Linked DNA regions of Mus musculus: region 1 is linked to region 2. A link is a loop called in an ENCODE intact Hi-C map of the cell type or tissue named here. Cell type or tissue: gastrocnemius. All regions are shown on one strand. Links, peaks and the distances in the headings refer to the core of each region. The heading gives the core; the rest is flanking DNA.

Region 1 (9,155 bases), core at 511-8,510, 1.1 Mb before region 2:
TTCTTGAGGGCTCTGTCCTCCTCAGTGGGCTAGTTGCTTTGTGAGTGAAGCTCTCTGCCACTTTGTGATTCAGTCAGGAGGTCCTCACCAGATGTGAGGTTTGAATTGATTGATGGGATTATTTGAAACAAATGTTCCATGGTTTATCTGTTTATATTCATTTTTGTTCTAAAAGCTGTTTAAAGCAGCTATTTGCCTAGCAGAATCTTTCGTTTATTTTATTTTTTTTAAGATTTACTTTTTTTTTTTTTTTTTTTTTTTTTGGTTTTCAAGACAGGGTTTCTCTGTTTCTCTGTGCAGCCCTGGCTGTCCTGGAACTCACTTTGTAGACCAGGCTGGCCTCGAACTCAGAAATCCGCCTGCCTCTGCCTCCCGAGTGCTGGTATTAAAGGCGTGCGCCACCACCGCCCGCCTAAGATTTACTTTTTATGTGTATGAGTGTTTTGTGTGAATGTGTGTCTGTATGCCACTTGTGTGTAGTGCCCGTGGAGTCCACAAGAGGGCATGGAATCCTCTGGAACTAGAGTTGAAGATGGTATATGAGCCACTCGGTGCGTGTGGGGAACTAAACCTAGGTCTTCTGCAAGAGCAGAAAGTGCTCCCTAACACTGAGCCATCTTTCCAGCCCCTGAAAGAAAGGTCTTGTTAAACATTTTTTACTCAGTTTTTTAAAACTGCATTTTTAAAAAACATTGTATGTATGTTTGAGTGGGATGTGCTGTTGTTAATGTGTAGAGGTAAGAGGACAACTTGGTATGAGTCATTTCCACTTTGTTGGATTAAGGTTTTTGAACTCAGGGTGTCATGTTTCGTGGTCAGTGCCTTTACCTGCTGAGCTGTCTTGTAACCCAGAGCCCATTTTACAGTTGAGAATTGGGCTCAGAGGAGTTAAGTATTGCAGGCAGCCACTTAAACAGGGAAGCAGTGATTGAACCCTAGCCTGCTCAGTTCCTTCTCTCTCATTCTGCCATCTAAAAGTGTTTCTTTAGTAGAGAGCCTTTCACCCTTTCACCTTGTGACATGAGGAGACGGTGGGGTGGAGCACCCCTAAGCCAGCAGTGGTGCCTCTGGCTTAGGAGCCTGCCTCAGTTGATTACTACTGGTATGGTTCTGGACAAGTTGTTTAATTTCAGTAGTTTCACTAGCTTTAAAATGAAGTCAATATTGGCTAGTTTGTAAAGTGGTTATATGTTTTTTTTCTTTTTTAAGAGAAAGTCTTACAGCAGGGCGTGGTGGCACACGCCTTTAATCCCAGCACTCAGGAGGCAGAGGCAGGTGGATTTCTGAGTTCGAGGCCAGCCTGGTCTACAAAGTGAGTTCCAGGACAGCCAGGGCTATACAGAGAAACCCTCTCTCAAAAAAACCAACCAATCAAACAAACAAAAAAAGAGAAAGTCTTACTATGTCACCCTGGTTCTGGAATTTGCTCTGTAGACTAGGCTGGCTTTGGACTCTCATGCTTTATATCTGCCATGGTTAAAGTTTTTGGAGGTAATGAGAGTTGTCCAGTTTCTGACCTTTAGTGACTGGTATGTACTTGAGAGATGTTGCTGTATAATGAATAATAGCGGTGTTGGTGCTCTTGGGAAACCACGAATACTTGACTTTTTAAAATCAGTTTATCTTGGAGCCCTTAGATCTTTCTTTCTCTGTGTATCCTTGTATGTGTGTGTTGTATGTGTATGTGTGTGTTGTATGTGTGTGTTGTATGTGTATGTATGTGTTGTATGTGTATGTGTGTGTTGTATGTGTATATGCCCATGTGCATGCTAGAGGACATAGGTTATATTTATCACCCTCAGCTCTGTGTCCTTGAGACATAGGATATAGTCTGTATTGTTTTTTTTTTCACCGAACCAAAAGCTTGCTGTTGCTGAGTTGGCTGGCTGAACTATAGGCACATGGTCATGTCTGTGGTTTTCTCCCTGCCCCCCCCCCCCCTTTTAAATGGGTTCTGGGGATTCAAACTCAGGTCTTCAAGTTTGCAAAGTAGCTACTCTTACCCATGGAGTCATCTCCCTAGCCCCTACTTAGAGGCTATTTAGCTCAGGTATTGTCCATCCCCTTCTAGAGAACAACCAACCAAACCTTACCATTGGTTTAAGGAAGGAGGAAATAAGCTAGTCTTGAGCTTTATGGTGGTAGAAAGTGTATGCTTCAACTTAAATTATTACTGTAAACAGGCCCAGGATGCTCTGGTACAAGAGATGGAAGTGGTCAAACAAGGAATGAGCCATGGCGAACTCTCCAGTGAAGCTTACAACCAGGTGTGGGAGGAATGCTACAGTCAAGTCCTCTATCTTCCTGCTCAGAGCCGCTACACTCGTGCTAATCTTGCTAGCAAAAAGGACAGAATTGAATCACTTGAAAAGAGACTTGAGGTTGGTATCCATTTGCTTATATGTTTAAAAATCGATTATTATTGTGTGTATGATGTGTATGTAAGTGCTCGAGGAAAGCTTTGTGGAGGCAGTTCTTTCATTTCCTTCTAAGTGGGGTTTGCCTTGAATTCCTGCTGCTAGGCTTGCGCTGCATTCACTTTTACCTGCTATCTTCATTGCCCTTGGTATCCTTTTAAAATTCCAATTCAGTTGAAATTGTGAGCCAGTTAATACGTCTGGTGACTTAAGTACTAGGGCTGGACAGCTGATTGCTTTGTAGTTCTTGAACACTTTGCTGGGTACTCTTCCCTCAATCAGAACCTTTATTTACGTGAGGGAGGGAGAAGGAGTTACTAAAGTCAAGATGGGTCAGTGAGATCACAGCAGTGGGAGTTTTGATCTATAGCTCACAGAGCACCGACATTTACAGAAACTCAGTACATTTTTGTGTATCCTGCAGTTGAGTTAGAGTGGAGTTGCTATGCAGACAGTGGCTCTGTGATTTCCTATGTCTGTGATGCATTGAAGCCTATTAACAGCAGTGGTTTCTTAATAGAATGTTCATGTTCTGAATTCCAGAATCTCTGTAGACATTTTGCAGTGGCATGTAAATAACACAGACTGCCAGGCTGCCTTGTGGGTTCTGGTTGTTGTTGTTGTTTTTGACAGGGTCTTACTGTGTCACTATGCCTATCACTGGAACTTACTGTGTAGATCAGGTTGGTCTCAAGCTCAGACATCTGCCTACCTCTGCCTCTCCAGTGTGAATAAAGATGTGAGCCACCACACACAGCATGCTTTCTAGACTCTTACTCGTGGTCTTTAGGGATGTGTCTGAGGCCAAGATGGAATAGAGAAGGGAAAAGGGATTCTTCAGGACACTGGATGCAGAAAATGACCTAAGCTTCCTCTTTCATGTGATTGTTAGTTTTTCTTTATAGAAAGTAAATTTGAGAGTATTTTTGTTTAGGGTTAAATCTAGATATTAGAATTAATTGTGGTAGTTGGGGCTGTGTGGAACTAGAGAAATGAACAGGAAAAAACAGTGTCTTCTAATATGAATCTTTATGACCACTTATTGTCATACCTTTGTGCTTGTAGAGTTAGGAAATTAGTCTTTGTAATGTAATTCTTGCAGTGCCAGGGCCATGAGTGTTGTAGTTTTATGACTTCCAGCAGGTGGCACTGTTGCTCTGTTTTAATTCATAATGAAAGCTCTCGGAGACAGAACACGAGTGGTTAAATTGTAGGTTATACTTTGTGTCGTGCAGGCTTCTTTTCTTACAAATGACAGTTATAGATCTAAGGCCAACTTTGTAATTGATTGGTAGGCTGTTTGGAATGCTTTCTTGTAACATTTATATATAAATACTTCAATCTCTCACTTTGTTTGAAAAATCTCAGTTTGAGGTGGGTAAACTCTCTCTGCTGCAGATCAAGGACATCTTAATGTTGTTTAAAATGAAGAGGATAATCCCCCTGAATCTCACTTACTCTGCTGAGGCTCTAACTTGAATCTCACTTACTCTGCTGAGGCTCTAACTTTCATGACAGCAAACAAATGTCACAGCGTGAGTGCTGCTGTGAAGTCCAGTGACTCTTCTCTGTTGGATCAGCCCTGAGAATTCTGAAGGGAATAGCACAGCGAGCCTCCGCTGTTCTGTTCTGTTCTGTTGGAGAGGTACTTGGGTTGTTGTGAGCAGTCATTAAAAACATGTGGTTCTCTTTGTTCACTTCATACCAGGACTGAAGTCTTCTGTTGAACTGTTTTTGTTGAGGGATTGCTGATGTTGGAAGAATATTCATAAAACAGTCTAAAGTACTTTTTTTTCTCTTTTTGACTCTTGGGTAACTTGGCTTATTGTTAACCCAGCTAGTTAATTTTAAGGAATATTTAATCAAATCTTTCAATTAGTAAACTCTTATTCCAAAAGAACGTTTATTAAGTCTTCAGGAAGAAGAGAAGCAATTCAGAGATCCAAATAAACAAAGCTTCCATTTAGTGTGTATCCATCCATAAATCACAGCTAGATTTCTCAGAGCTCCTGAAGACAACAGTTTACTGGTTTGAAATATATAAATACTTTATTTCAACTGTGTGGTGATTCTTTCATCATCTCAGTTGATTGCTAAATTATAAACATCATTCAGAGTTCACTGTGAGGAGGAACTGTAGTTAGATGGTGTAGCTAACTGCTAATCCTCTACTTGAGGCTCAGGAAGGTGGGCTTTCTGGGCAAGCACAGTGCACCATGGCTGCCAGTGTTTGACCTTTGCTGCCATGAACTTTGGAATAGTGAATCCAAATTGTGGCTCCATCTCAAGCCCATCAGGCAAGAAAACACGCAGAGTTGTCATGGCTGGTGTTTCCTAAGCATACTTAAAAATATCCTCTGGAGTTTATACTGTGGGTCATTTTTTTTTTTTTGAGCCACCACTTATGTTTAATATTTGTAACTTGGCACTTAAAAAAAAATGTTCTTAAGATTCTTAAAACTGGGACTCAGTAGTTACAAGCACCAGCTGCTCTTATAGAGGACCCAGGTTCAAGTTCCAGCACCTACATGGCAGCTCACAACTGTCTGTATATAACTCCATTTTTAGGGGCTTAATATCCTCACACAGACTTACATGCAGGCAAAACACAGTGCTCATAAAAATAACAGTAAATAAATAAATCATTAAAAAAGAGATACTTAAGACTAATAGAACCATTTCTTTGATGCAGCACATGGTTGGATGTGCTTCTGAGCCTGTTAAGCATTGTAGTCACAGATCAGAAGTAAGTGGGAACCAGTCTGCATTGTAACTGAATTCGGGGATTCTATTTTGCAATGGAGGCAGAATTAACTGGAACCTTGTCAGACATTTGTTTGTAAAGGGGCAAGCAGAAATAAGAGCTCAGGAAAGTTGTGCAAGTACAGCGTACAGAGGCATTTTAACATGCAGCAGAAAGTCCCAGCCTTGGAGTAACTTCTGGGGCTGTTATGAGCTCCTGTGGGAGGTTAGAGCTTTTATTGTTTCTAGTATTTCTCCCAGAGTAACAGAGAGGCTCAATTTCTGTTCCCTGCCATGACTCTAAGAAAATGAGGGATGGCTGTAATTCATTGTAGAAAAACTTTCACCAAATTGTTAAAGATAAAGTGCTTTCCCCTTACTTACTCACACATTTAGGGAACACTGCTAGATAACTGCTGTGTTCCAGACACTGCTCTAGCCTGGACACATGACAGGGAACAAGACTGACATGTGCTTCGCTCTTGTGGACTTGGGTTCTCTGGAAGCATTAGCGGAGGGCCTCATTTTCGGATGATGCTAGCATTAGTCATTTCTGTGTTTGGGAAGTGCAGAGAGAATTTGAAGTGTTCTAAGTTGTTTCCACTTTGAGTGGAAATAGGAAATCATCTGAAGACATAATTAGTTTGAGTGAAGCAGTTTCCATTAGGAGCACAAGTGAAATAAAAAGCCAGAATTTAGGCCCTGCCATTAAGTTTAATAATATTTGAAATTGTAACTACACTGCTGTGTTGAGGAAGCATGACTAGAAAGTGGGTTTTGTCATGTTAGCTATAAAAATGGAAAGGCTGTCCTCAGAGGTAGAAACCAGGCCCAGTGGGGACACTGTTCTCCATATGTTACTTGCACAGTCAATATAGTCAAGAAATATTATGTAATGTTGACTTCTTGCAAACAAGTGGCTTACAGAACAGAGGTAGCAATTTAAAGGCCTTCTTGGTATATTTCTTAAAGCTCTGCCAAGGACCCTGACTTTGTGAGAGTTACATTATAGCATAATTGGCTGTACTGCAGATCCCATTTTTCAGTGCTTTTCATTATAGAGGCAGATATTTTAACACAGGAAAAGATGCACTTGTTACTCCACAGTGAAAACTTAGGCTAAGGATTAAGTTGGTCGGCATTGCTGGCTAGAGAAGTCTGTGCTGGAAATACGTCTATAGCTGTCCATCTGTTTTCCTGAGGCTGGGATGGCTGGAATAGGTGGCACGGGGTACATAGGAGGACTCTTTAGTCCTTGATAATTCTCTTTCCCCAGTTCTGCTGTCTGTCATCTGTCATGCCTCTTCAGGCTCCTGGCAGATTTCTTAGTTGTCTCCAGCAAGAACTCAGATAGGAGCTGACACTGGGGTCAGAGATCGAGCAGCACAGCCGTGTTGCTCAGTCCTCCTCTGCATGAGTTGAATTTGTGTTTTATCTCCTAGTCTGAGGATGCAACTTGCTCTGTGGTGCTGTCAGGTGCCTGGCTGCCTTGCTTGTTATCTAATGCTTACTAAGTCTCATAGATCACTTGAACCTGCATCTTATCAGTAGAGGGAAGGGTCATGAGAAAAACTTGATGCGAATAAGGAGTGCGGAGTGCGGTGATGGAAGGCGAGGTACTGGTGACCGGTCTGAGCGTGTTGTGGTGATTGAACTCCATCTTGCTTTGACAGGATCCTGTAGCTGAGTGATGGACTGGCAGTGAGCTGCCGTCTGCTGTGTGTTTATTTTGGGTGTCCCTAAACCTCTTTTTATATAAGGTTATATTCTGGCCCTTAAGCAAGTTTCAGTGAGGGATGCTCTGAATGTTTCTGAACCTCACTGGAATGGGCTTAAACTGTAGACAGTATAGGAGACCCAAGGAGAATGTGTTTATTTTGGAATTACTTAAGCTTAGTAACCTTAACAAACGCAGTGAGCTTGAAAGTAACAATTAGACTTTTATAAGCCCCATACAGCTCCCTTTGTAATGACCCGAGGAAACACTTACGGGTCCGCTGATTCATCTCCTGGGGACCATCAGTTTTCCACTGGTCTCTGGCCAGTCTGTTTTAGACAGTTTCTCTTCTATGCACTTAAAAATAACATTTCTAGACGTTTTTCTAAAAATAATACCTGTGCTTTGTAGAAAATGTAAGAAAAATAGAGAAACTGCAGAAGAAAAGAAGCTTACTGTTCATAAGCCGCCTCTGTAGATACAGTCACCCCAGTACACGTGTGGGCACACATATACTTTTAAATTTTTTCATTTAATTTTATGGTGTGTGTGTGTGTGCTACCTGATTTTATATATAAGCGTGTCATGTATGTGTCTAGTAGACATGGAGGGTATTAGATCTCCTGGAGCTGGAGTTACAGATGATCGTGAGCCTCCATGTGGATTCTAGGAATGTAACCCAGGTCCTCTAGGAAGCAGAGAAAGTGCTCTTAATCACTGAGCCATCCTTCCAGCCCTCTTTTTGTTTTTTCTTTGTTTTTAAAAAACTGCTTATTTAATTTGTTGGTGAGTGCTAGTGTGAATGTGTCAGAGGAGGGGGTTGGAGCCCCTGGAACTGGAGGGACAGATGGCTGTGAGCTGCCCTGTGGGTGCTGGGATCCAAACCCAGGTCCTCTGCAAAAGCAGTAAACATCTCTCCATCCACACTCTGAACCTTTCAGTGTGTAAGCTCACTGCATAAAGAAAGGAAAGTTTTAAAACTGAACTGAAATGATTTTGAACCATGTTTTCCATCTAATAGCATAATAGTGTAAATAGTAGTATTAAGAAAAAAAGAACATTTACTTCCACTTAAACTCTACAGGAAAGTGTAGCTTGTAAAATCTCTGAAGTACCAGTCTTGTTTATGTGTGCTACTGCTTGCAAGGTTGTGAAATGCCACCTTTGAATCTTGTGAACCGTCTCCGCTGTGTATTTCTATACTTTTATAGCTTCTTTAGAATAAACAATTAGAAACCTTAAAAAAAAAAAAAGATTTATTTATTTATTTTACGTATATGAGTAAACTGTCATTGTCTTCAGACACACCAGAAGAGGGCATCAGATCCCATCACAGATGGTTGTGAGCCTCCATGTAGTGGCTGGGAATTGAACTCAGGACCTCTGAAACAGCAGCCAGCACTCTTAACCTCTCCCTAGCCTCACAATTAAAAACCTTTTTTAAAAAAAATATTTATTTATTTATTTATTATATGTAAGTACACTATAGCGGTCTTCAGACACTCCAGAAGTGGGCATCAGATATCATTACAGATGGTTGTGAGCCACCATGTGGTTGCTGGGATTGAACTCAGGACCTTTGGAAGAGCAGTCAGCGCTCTTAACCGCTGAGCCATCTCTCCAGCCCACAATTAAAAATCTTAATAGCTTCATTCAAGCTTTGAAATTCTTGTTATGTGGAGACATACAAGTTAATGTTTTGATTTTGTGTCTATTTTGTTTGTTTTTTAAGGGAGTTGTCTGGTGGCATCAAGCCACTCACTTCCCCTGTTCCTTTCCTTTCAGCCCAGGGAGGACATTGCTTATTCTCATTGTGCTCCAGTCCAGGCTGCTTCCATGGGTGAGGATGCCAAGGAAGCAGGCTGACTGAAGGCTAGCCTGTTGTTCAGAGTTCACCTTGTCTTGGTGGCGTGGTTCTGGGAATTGAGTAAACCTAGAGCCCTATGCATGCTAGGCAGGCGCTCTGCCTCATAAATACATCTGCAACTTGCTTTTTATTTTTTGAGACATGGTCTCACTGGGTTACCCAGGCTGACTTTAGACTCAAACCCCCTTCCTGAACAGAGACAGGCCTGCACTTGGAAACCCTGATGGATGTTTATCTTGCTAGGGAGCCTGAGTGGTGGTTTGTGTAGAGGTTGATGCTCCTGTTGGTGGGTACATTCTCACAGGTAGAAGCCTCAACTGCCTACACATGTCATCCTAATTGACTATACAAGATCCTTTTAGTTCTGCACATCTCAAGGACAAAGATCATTACTTCCTTGGGGTTTTCTTTC
Region 2 (9,155 bases), core at 300-8,299:
CTTGGTGGGTGAAAACTTAAAAGAAAGGCTAGAATTTAGAAAAATCTCAGGCAAGTAGGTAGGTATGCCGTGCCCCAGAAATAAACACCAAACTGCTCTCCACCCTGACCTTAGAATCTTAGTTAAAATGGGGCTGGGGAGATGTCTCAGTAGGGATAGGCTTGCCTTGAGTTTGGCTCATCAATGCCCATGTAAAACTCAGGCACGACAGCAGGCGTGTGTAACCCCAGCACACCAGGGTGGAGATGGGGGCAGGGCATCTCTTGAGACTACTGACCAGCTAGCTGAGAAAGTAAGCCCAGGTTCACAGAAAAGACTCTATATTAAAAAAACAATCCATAGAAGAAAATTTCTGAAGTTGACCTCTGTTCCCCCACCTCCACACACACACAGACAGAGAGACAGAGACAGACAGACAGATAGAGACAGAGATCCTTTTTAAAATATCCTAATCTCTAGAGTTGAAATATGTATAACTTGAATTACATATACTCAGAAATGTAAAGAAAAAATATTTTCATAATATTAGCTCCAACTATACATACATGTCAGGAGCAAAAACCTGGTTTTAAAATCTGAGACATTTGATCTCAGGACTCAAACTCTCCCATTCTGCAGACCACTGTGAGAGCCAAGGGCTATTCCACTGGGTACCTATGTGTTCTATCACCAGCTAGAGACTGCCTGTACATCTCTAGCTCCTTGCCAAGGAAACATTATTTCCTCATACCCTACCTTCCGACAAATCTGAGGACACATTTGCACTCTGCTTTTAACTGTTGGGTTTCAGTAGACTCTCAATGCTTCCAGTCATCCAGAATGGTCTAGAAGTGGTCAGTTAGTTTGGAGCCTGGTAGAGTCCTCCCCATACTTTCCGAACAACAGAGGCCTTGCCTGTGCTGGGGCCAATGCTGTGTAAGGAAAAGTGAAAACTCGGCTTGGATTTTCTCTGTGAAGGAAGAAATATGGAGACACCGTGAAGTACTACTGGAGAACTGGCTAAAATGTCTACTTCTCATCAGAGCGCATGTGGGTATAAAAGAAAGAGGCACTTAAGCCGAATGTGGTTTGAGGGAGACTCAAGTGGGAGTCTCTACCCATCGTACTGCTGGAAACACAAGAGAAATGATTCCACACCTTGCTGACATCTGAGAGTTAAAAACATAAATGAGGCCGGGTGATGGAGATTTAAAAAATATCCAATAAGAAGAATTTGACATCCCTTCTCTGTCACCTTTTGGAGGAAGCTATTTTTTTCTTGTGTCCTGCGATTACATAGGAGGCGACGTAGAACAGCTGAATTGTTCTGACCCAAACATCCAGGGGACTCGGAGCTGCCGCTGGAACAGTGCACGCCCAGGAAGAACAGAGGGTAAGGGGATGGAGAGGAGGCTGGCACGTGACATAGTAGTACTGTCACATTGAGGAAGCCAGAGACGCTGTAAGGAGGTCTTTTAGGAGGTTCATCTTTGTGGTTGCCAGTGTGGTCCCTCCCTGCCTCCAGTGAAGCCTCACCTAAGGTTTGTAGTCACTGTACAGGGTTAGGGACTCAGCCTTAGTCAAGTTATCTGAGTAAGGGGTCAAATGGGAAACAGGTAGACTGTGGGGTTCAGCCGCCCACAGGAGAACACCCAACGGGTAAAGTGAGAGGTCTCCGATGACTTCTCTGACTCACAAAGCATGAGGTCCTCAGAGCCACTGGGTCAGGGCTGGAACAGGATTTTAGAAGAGAGGAAAGGGCTTATCTGGAGGGGTGGTAGCTTCCTTTGTTGAATCTGGGCCTCTGGCTATGTTCACACATCATCAGGGTCCACAAAGGACAGAGAACCAGAACCTGGGTCAGGGGTGTCAGAACCAAGGCAGAACCTGGGTCAGGGGTGTCAGAACCAAGCACCAGGCTGCCTTTGGGGGTCCAATGCAACAGGTGACAACCTTCCATGACATGTCTGTCACTCACGAATAACTTGCCTTGAATTCTGCTGTTAGCAATGCCTGTTTCCTGGCTGCTGTCGGAGCAACTTCTGCAGGGTCTGAAGCGGAGTAAGGACCTAGCAGAAGATCTAACTTAGGATCATTATTACTGGAGGTCAACTCAAGGCAGACGGTTGGGTGTGGGAAGGAAAGTTTCGAACACTAGAACTATCCTGGGCACAAGGGGGATCCTGGGGGATATTGGAGGATGACTCATGCATTCAGAGTCGAACCTACCATTGTCTGGAATCATCCCTAAGGCCTTATTTTCTCCTGTCAGTGTTCAACATTCTTGGTCTGATCCCTTGGAGAATTTGAGCCCACAACTACCATCAGACCAATACCCCTGGGCAAGCTCCATTGGCCAGCAAAGTGTGTCTCAACAAGTCAAACCCAGCTCTGGGAGAGCCAGGAACTCATCTATGGAAAGCAATGCCCCAGTCTCCATTTCCAGACAGTGGCTTAAATTCAAATGTCGAGAAGACAAACTGAAGCAAGATGCCATGGCCCTCACCCCAGGTCCCTGCCATGCCTGGGAGGGATCAAAAGGCTAATAGGGAATCTGCAGTTCCTCCTGCCATGGTGGGAACTCTTTGCTCTGGAAAGAAATTCTTCCCTGGATGAAGGATAAAATGATCCCCTTAAGTATTTAGGATGCTGGACACTATGGGTCCCCTCCCCAAAGTCACAGAGTGAACAGAACCCTCTCGGATATGTCCCCAAGGAAACAGGGGACTTTCCTTTAAGGAAAACACATTCTCTATGAAGCCAATTCTCTGAGCTTTATAGAGGAATCAGTGCTTTGAAGAGAAGATCTTTTTCATCTAGCTCCACAGGCCAGCTTATTATTAGCAGACATTTATGTGGACAGTACCCAACAGCACAAACACACTTTGTATTTAAATGACACAGTCTTTGGTGATTGTTTTACTGTGTTTAAATCATGGTTGTGGTGAGGAATTTGGGGCAATTTCAGCATGCTGCTCATACAATACATTTTTGGAGGATGATATTGACGATATAGACAAGTTCCAGGTGCAGATATTTTTGTAAATCTCCTCAAAGCCACAGTACATTCGAAGAGAAAAAAAAATGTCACTTTTACTTCTTCAAATTAAGGGCTCCATACAACCTGTACCATGCAAGCCTCACACATGTTTATTTATTAGTGGTGGAAGAAGCAGGATTGGGGAGGGAGGGAGGGAGGGAGGGAGGGAGGGAGGGAGGGAAGGAGGGAGGGAGGGAGAAAGGGGGGAAAGGGAGAAGGAGGGAGGGGAGGGAGAGCGAGAGCGAGACTGAGAGAGAGAGCGAGAGAGAGCGAGAGAGAGCGAGAGCGAGAGAGAGAGAGAGAGAGAGAGAGAGAGAGAGAGAGAGAGAGAGAGAGAGAGAGACTATGTTCCTGATTAGTGGCCAGCACTGACTTCAGCCATGGGGCGGTGGCGCCACCTTCTGGCCTTAAGCAGAGAGACTACCTTCCTTTTCAGTAGGAACGTGTGTGTGTGTGTGTGTGTGTGTGTGTGTGTGTGTGTGTGTGTTTCCTATTAGGCTGCCAAGAAAGTCATAAATGGCTGTAAAACTCAGTCATATTAAAGAAGGAATGACATAACTGCTGACTGAGGCAGCTGATGCCGCCAGTGTCGTGCACAAGGCTGACTGAGTCGGGGAGAAATCTAGGAGATGTTTACAGTTACTTTACAAACGGTGAATTTTAAGTGTGAGGACAGTTTAGGTTATCATGGATGTTCAAACTTAAGGGGTGAGCTGCCCAGAGAGACGCTCATTATATTGGTTATCTGTTCCTGCATCAACCTGGGTCTTGCTCACCTGTCTTTCTCACCACGAGCACTTATACCAAGGGATTCCATTCCCTATGGCTTGCTTCATCCTCCAATGGCGACATCTTTTGCATGAGAGACCTTGGCAGATGTTGAAACAGCCACCGCCCCTCCACTGCCCTTGTCTGGTTTGGGTAATTCGATGAATACACTATATGTTCTTTCTCAGTTGCCTATGTTCAGTGTCTAGTGTGTATGACGTTTGGTACTTCCTGGTTCCTCATAGATGATGAAGTCTGGGTTCGTGGTGAAGCTGGGCCTGCAATGTTTCTGTCAATGTTGGGAGTCTTCCTCAGTCAGTCATTTCTCACCTTCCTTTTTAAGGACAGTGTCTCTCACTGAATCCAAAGCTTAGCCATTTGACTACACTAGCTAGACAGCAAGCCCCAGCATCTTCCTCCTTAGCGGTGAAATGACACATTTTTTAAAAATGTGGGTGCTGGGAATCCAAGCTTGGGTCTTCATGTCCACCCAGCAAGCACTTTTCCCACGGAGCATCTCCCTCAGTCCTCATTGAGTGGTTTCCTTTTTCTTTCTTTGTTTCTTTCTTTATTCAAGACAGGGTTTCTCTGTGTAGTCCTGGCTGTCCTAGAACTCACTCTGTAGACCAGGCTGGCCTGGAACTCAGAAATCCACCTGCCTCTGCCTCCCGAGCGCTGGAATTAAAGGTGTGGGCCACCATCACCTGCCTGATCTGTTCTTTATAACTCTTTAGCCACAGTCTGGCCACAGTGAGCCTTCCTCGTGCTCACCACAAGATAGGGCAGCCTTGATAGATACTGCCACAACATTTCTCAGGTGCACTCAGACTACACCCAGCCTCCCCGCCCCGCCTTGCTTGGAGTAATTTCCTTATGCTTCACCTGCTCCTGTAATTTGAGGAGCATCTACCCATGCGTGTTGCATGACTCTTACAACAGGAGACTGCGCCTTCTGACGTTTGAACTGAGAACGCAACAAATTCTGAGCATGATATCCTACTTCTGTCTCCTAAAGTCTGGCAAACTTCACTAACCCAAAAGTACATGGAAACGACGTATCTTTGTGGCTGGGTCAGAGAGTTCACCATCGGGGGACGATGGGACAACCAACTTAACTTGAAAAGGGATTACATGCACAGACTCCCTCTTCTCTTCTTTGTTACTGATAAAAAATTCCCATATATTGCCCCTCCCTAGGATAGCAGAGTGCCCTGCTAAAAAGACCCATCTTCCCAGACTGCCACCTTTTCAGGTAGCTCTGGTTAATGAGACACAAGTAGCGAGTAAGCTCCAGGCTTCTGGAGAAGACAATGCCAGAAACTCAGATGCAGTATAGAGTGACTTTTTGAGAGATGAAGATATAAGACACACACTGGGGCCTGGAGAGATGGCTCCATGGATATAAGCACTAGGGCCTGAGTTCAAATCCCCAACATATACCTCATCTCAGCACAGCACAGAGGTGGGGGTGGAGCAAAGATGGGTATATTCTGGAAGTCCAGGGCTAGCTAGCCACTCTGTCTGAAAGGGCAAACTTCTAGTTCTGTGAGCAATTGTCTCAAGGTAACAAGGTGTAGTGAGAAGGGAAGACATCAGACATGCTACTCCAGCTTTGTGTGTGTGCAAGGATGCCATACCTGCACATTCACATACTCCTACCATAGAACATGCATAAAGAAAGGCAAACACACATGTGTATGTATCCACACATGTGCACGCATACACAGAGCCGCAGACTAGTGATGGAGAACCAGGAACTCCGAGGACCTGAGTCCACTGTTTCTTTAAGCTGTCACGTCAGCCTGAGACATGCTGTTCTTTCAAGTACTTGTCATATGAGAAAAGCAAACTCCTGCTAAGACGTGCTAATAAACATTATGGAGAACACCCAGGACAGGGCATGGTGAACAGTAACACGCTTCGGAGGTCTGGCTGAGTCAAAGAGGAGAAACATTTGCTTTAGCTCCTGTAGTCAGGTTTCTATTACACAAAGGAAAACATACCCTTTATCAGTACATGGAGGCGCTGGAATAGCTGGTGGTTCTATTTGTATTCTAGCACTCTGTACAGCTCCCAGGATGGGATGGAAGGGAAGGGATGTGTGGGGTATGTCCGTTTATGTGTGCACTTGAGAATATCCATGTGCACACATGCAGAGGCCAGAAGGGGGCGTCAGGGGATTCTACTCTACCACTTTCTGCTTTACTGCAGACAACGCCAGAGGGCCTGGGAGGTCTCAGAATGCTCCTGACTCCACTCCGCAGGGGTGCAGGTATAGGCTCATCCTGCCATGCTTTGCTCTTTCACACGGGTATCTGAGGATACAAACTTAGCACTGGTAAATGCTCTAACCTATGAAGCCAGCTCCCCACCTCCTTCTTAGTGGAGTCTGAATGAGCACGTGTCCCAAGCTAGGGGCTGAGGCGGCCTCTGGGGATGACCGTGGATGAGACACGCCCTGTTCTGCAGAGCACCATCAGGATGAGTAGTAGCAGTGTGATGGCTTGGGAACCCTAATGCTTACTTCAGACCCATTGCTTAGGTATCTCCTTAGGTAGCTCCCCTCGTGGGGACATTCAGCTAAAGATGCTAAAGTCGCAGGCGATGCTGGAACTATTCCTGCCATCCTCTCTGTTTGTTGAAAAAGAAAATCATGGGTTTGCCAAAACCAGGAAGCAGAGAACAAGGTTGGCCCCAGAAGACAATTGAGCAGCCTGGAGATATAAGCACCCAGGAATGAAGGAGTTTAAATAAGCAGGGCTCATGTGCCATTCTTGTCCAGAGATTCGAAACCACTTTGTGTCACTCTAAAAATGCACTGTCCTCAAATGAAGCTGTCCTACATGGTCATTCAAAGCCACTTTTCAACAGGACTGGCAGGACATAAACATAGAGACAGCAGTAGCAGACACGCTAAAGTGGGCAACAGGAAGCCCACGGGGTCTCAACCCTGCAGCAGCAGGAACTACAGTCAACTAAAGGATGCAAAAATAATTAAATTAATTAAATTGAACTTTAAAAAAGTAAGAGAAATCGCCTTCCCGGGAAGATCTCATCCAATGTGTTGTGTCACCCTGAAATAAGTGAATGGAAGAATTTTTTCTGTTTAATTGAGATCTACTTAATACAATGTGTAAGGAGGTGTGTGAGGACTTTGCTAGTGTGCGTGTGCGTGTGCGTGTGTGTGTAGAAAGAGGGGAGGGGGTTAAGAAACTTGTTTGTAGACTGCACAAATTTAAGAGATCTGTCACCCACGGTGAGGCAACACTAGCCACAGGTAAAGGAACATACAAGTTTTGTGCAAATCATTCATCTAACGATCCTTTATTCCCTAGGTGTTGATCTGAGGCCAGACTAGGCCAGCAGAACTCTTTCTGGTCAGACAGCAGGAAATTCCTCCACACGAATGGCGTTGGTGGTCTGCACTCTACCCTAGTCCAGGAGCCCACACAGCAAAATCTCACTAATGAATGAGCCCACCCACGCAGGACCCACCACTCCTCCCCCCTCCTCCCACCAGAGCCAGCCCCATTCAACACCCTCACACCACCGCCGACCACCTTCCTCACTACTACCCAAGGATTCATTTTGCTTCTGGAACAAACTTTGTTAAAATTAAAATCACAGAAGCCTCCTCAATAAGGAACCAAACCAAAGACTCTCTGGGGGGAACCTCTGGGCAGCTCCTGGGAGGTGCCACAGGAAGTCACGCCCCTCTCGCTCTCAGCCTCCAAGACCCTCGTGGAAGAAAAGACTAAGGGCCTGGGGCCTGCCAAATCTTGGAGGTGGGTCCCACAACGCTTGGGTTGTTTGTTTTTACTTGCAAGAATGCTAATCAAAGCACACCGTTAACCTAACCAACCAACAAAATATCGGGATCTGGCAAGTGGCGGGCAGGGGATCCAGGGCCAGGCAGCCCGGAGAGTTCCTCTGTGGCCGACCTGCTTATTTTGGAAGGAGAACCTTGGAGGGTCTGGCCACCCAGGAACCCAAAGATAACCACATGATGGCAGCCCGCCTCACCTCCACTCAGGGCTTCTTTCAGCCTGAAGTCTGTTGTTCCAAGTTGGTACCAAGTCTTGATCTCTAGCGGTAGCAGCAAGTAGTCCCAACGGAATGAACATGAAGCCTCCAGACACAACCCTGCCTGACCCCTGCAGGGCCTCTGCGCCCACATTCCCCACAATTCCTGCTATCTTGAAGTCCGTTCCTTTATCTTTTCTCCAGACCCTGGAGGTTAGGGGGTTGAGTAAGTAGAGGCTGGGCACAGGCCTAGAAAAGCCAGGCTATCACACTGGGGCCAGGGTATGAGAGGACGCTGGGAAGAAGGGAAGATTTAAGTGTCTTGTTTTTGGTGTCCTGAACACACACATACTATTTTTACTGTGGCTTGCCACATTCTGGGAATGGGGGGAGGGGGGTCAGGAGTTAAGCTGGCTTCTGTCCCCAACAGCAGTGTGCATTCATGACACTCTGGGGCAGGTGCGGGCTTTGATATAGGGACTCGTTAGTTCTAAACTAATGGCCCTCCCAAGCTGCTCAAAACCTTTCCAATATTTCTCTGTTTTAGGCCAAAGAAGTTTGTAAAGGTTCAGAGTAGTGGGAGAGAAAGCAAGAGACAGACTGGGTGCAGCTTGTCAGGGTCTGTCAGGCCTGGTAGGCATATCCTTCCCTAAATATGGAAGGTAGCTGGGAGACATGGTTTGTTTTGGAACTCCCAAGTCAAGACTTTCAAGTCTTCGGAAGTTCGCAGATCCTCCAGCTTTCCCGGGACTGGTTTCTCTTCCTACCAGCAGAGGGCAGCACACGCCTCTCTATCAGTGGGAAAGGCCAGCAGCAGAGGGCAGCCACAGAAACCGCAGCCACAGCTGCCTTAGTTAGGTGCTGTTGGTGTGCAAGCAAGTGTTTGACTGATGCAACAATGCTACAGGGGAAGGTATTGTTTCAATCTCCTCACCGCAGACTGGAGTCCAGAGACTACATGAGAGAGAAATGGCAACATTCCAGAGTGAGCCCACTGCTCACTGCCCAGTATGCTGTCCTAAGCTAACGTTGATCTTTATTTTTTTATTTTTTGGATAGATAATTGAAGGGCAGGGAGGGGGAGTGAAAAGAAAAAAATATTTTGTAACATAGCAAAAGGGCGTGAAGTTAGTATTTCAGGATCCACAGATAACGTTTTGTTGAACACAGCCACATACACTTGTTCGTGGATTGTCCGGAGTGCTCAGAGATCCCAAGGACCTTGCTGAGTCTAATTAAGTGACAGTTCATACAGTTTGCCCAATCCACACTTTTTCCTATCTGACCCCTCACAGAAAGATCGAATTAGTCCTATCCTAAGACTAGAGTGCCTGCAACCCCCACA

What was found. Peaks named below come from ENCODE experiments on the same cell type or tissue, not always from the same donor. Only the 100,000 strongest peaks of a DNase experiment are listed, where the experiment ranks them.
Region 1: it touches region 2 in a loop (4-fold over the local background); 9 of 42 quality-filtered maps call a loop at or near these places.

Annotation. Positions count from the first base shown.
Region 1 is chr17:45,397,820-45,406,974 of GRCm38, reverse strand. Cdc5l (cell division cycle 5-like (S. pombe)) reads left to right here. Exons shown (of 16, transcript NM_152810.2): 14 at 2,184-2,381. Among named protein-coding and RNA genes, the nearest start is that of Cdc5l, 31 kb to the left of the region's middle. In gastrocnemius, for the core only: a CTCF peak has its summit at 3,546 (motif pointing right); a DNase peak (open chromatin) is centred at 3,562.
Region 2 is chr17:44,256,255-44,265,409 of GRCm38, reverse strand. The region is part of intron 4 of Clic5 (chloride intracellular channel 5); the gene reads right to left. Among named protein-coding and RNA genes, the nearest start is that of Clic5, 72 kb to the right of the region's middle. In gastrocnemius, for the core only: CTCF peaks have their summits at 3,404 (motif pointing left) and 5,949 (motif pointing right); DNase peaks (open chromatin) are centred at 3,426 and 6,005; H3K27ac peaks cover 619 bases.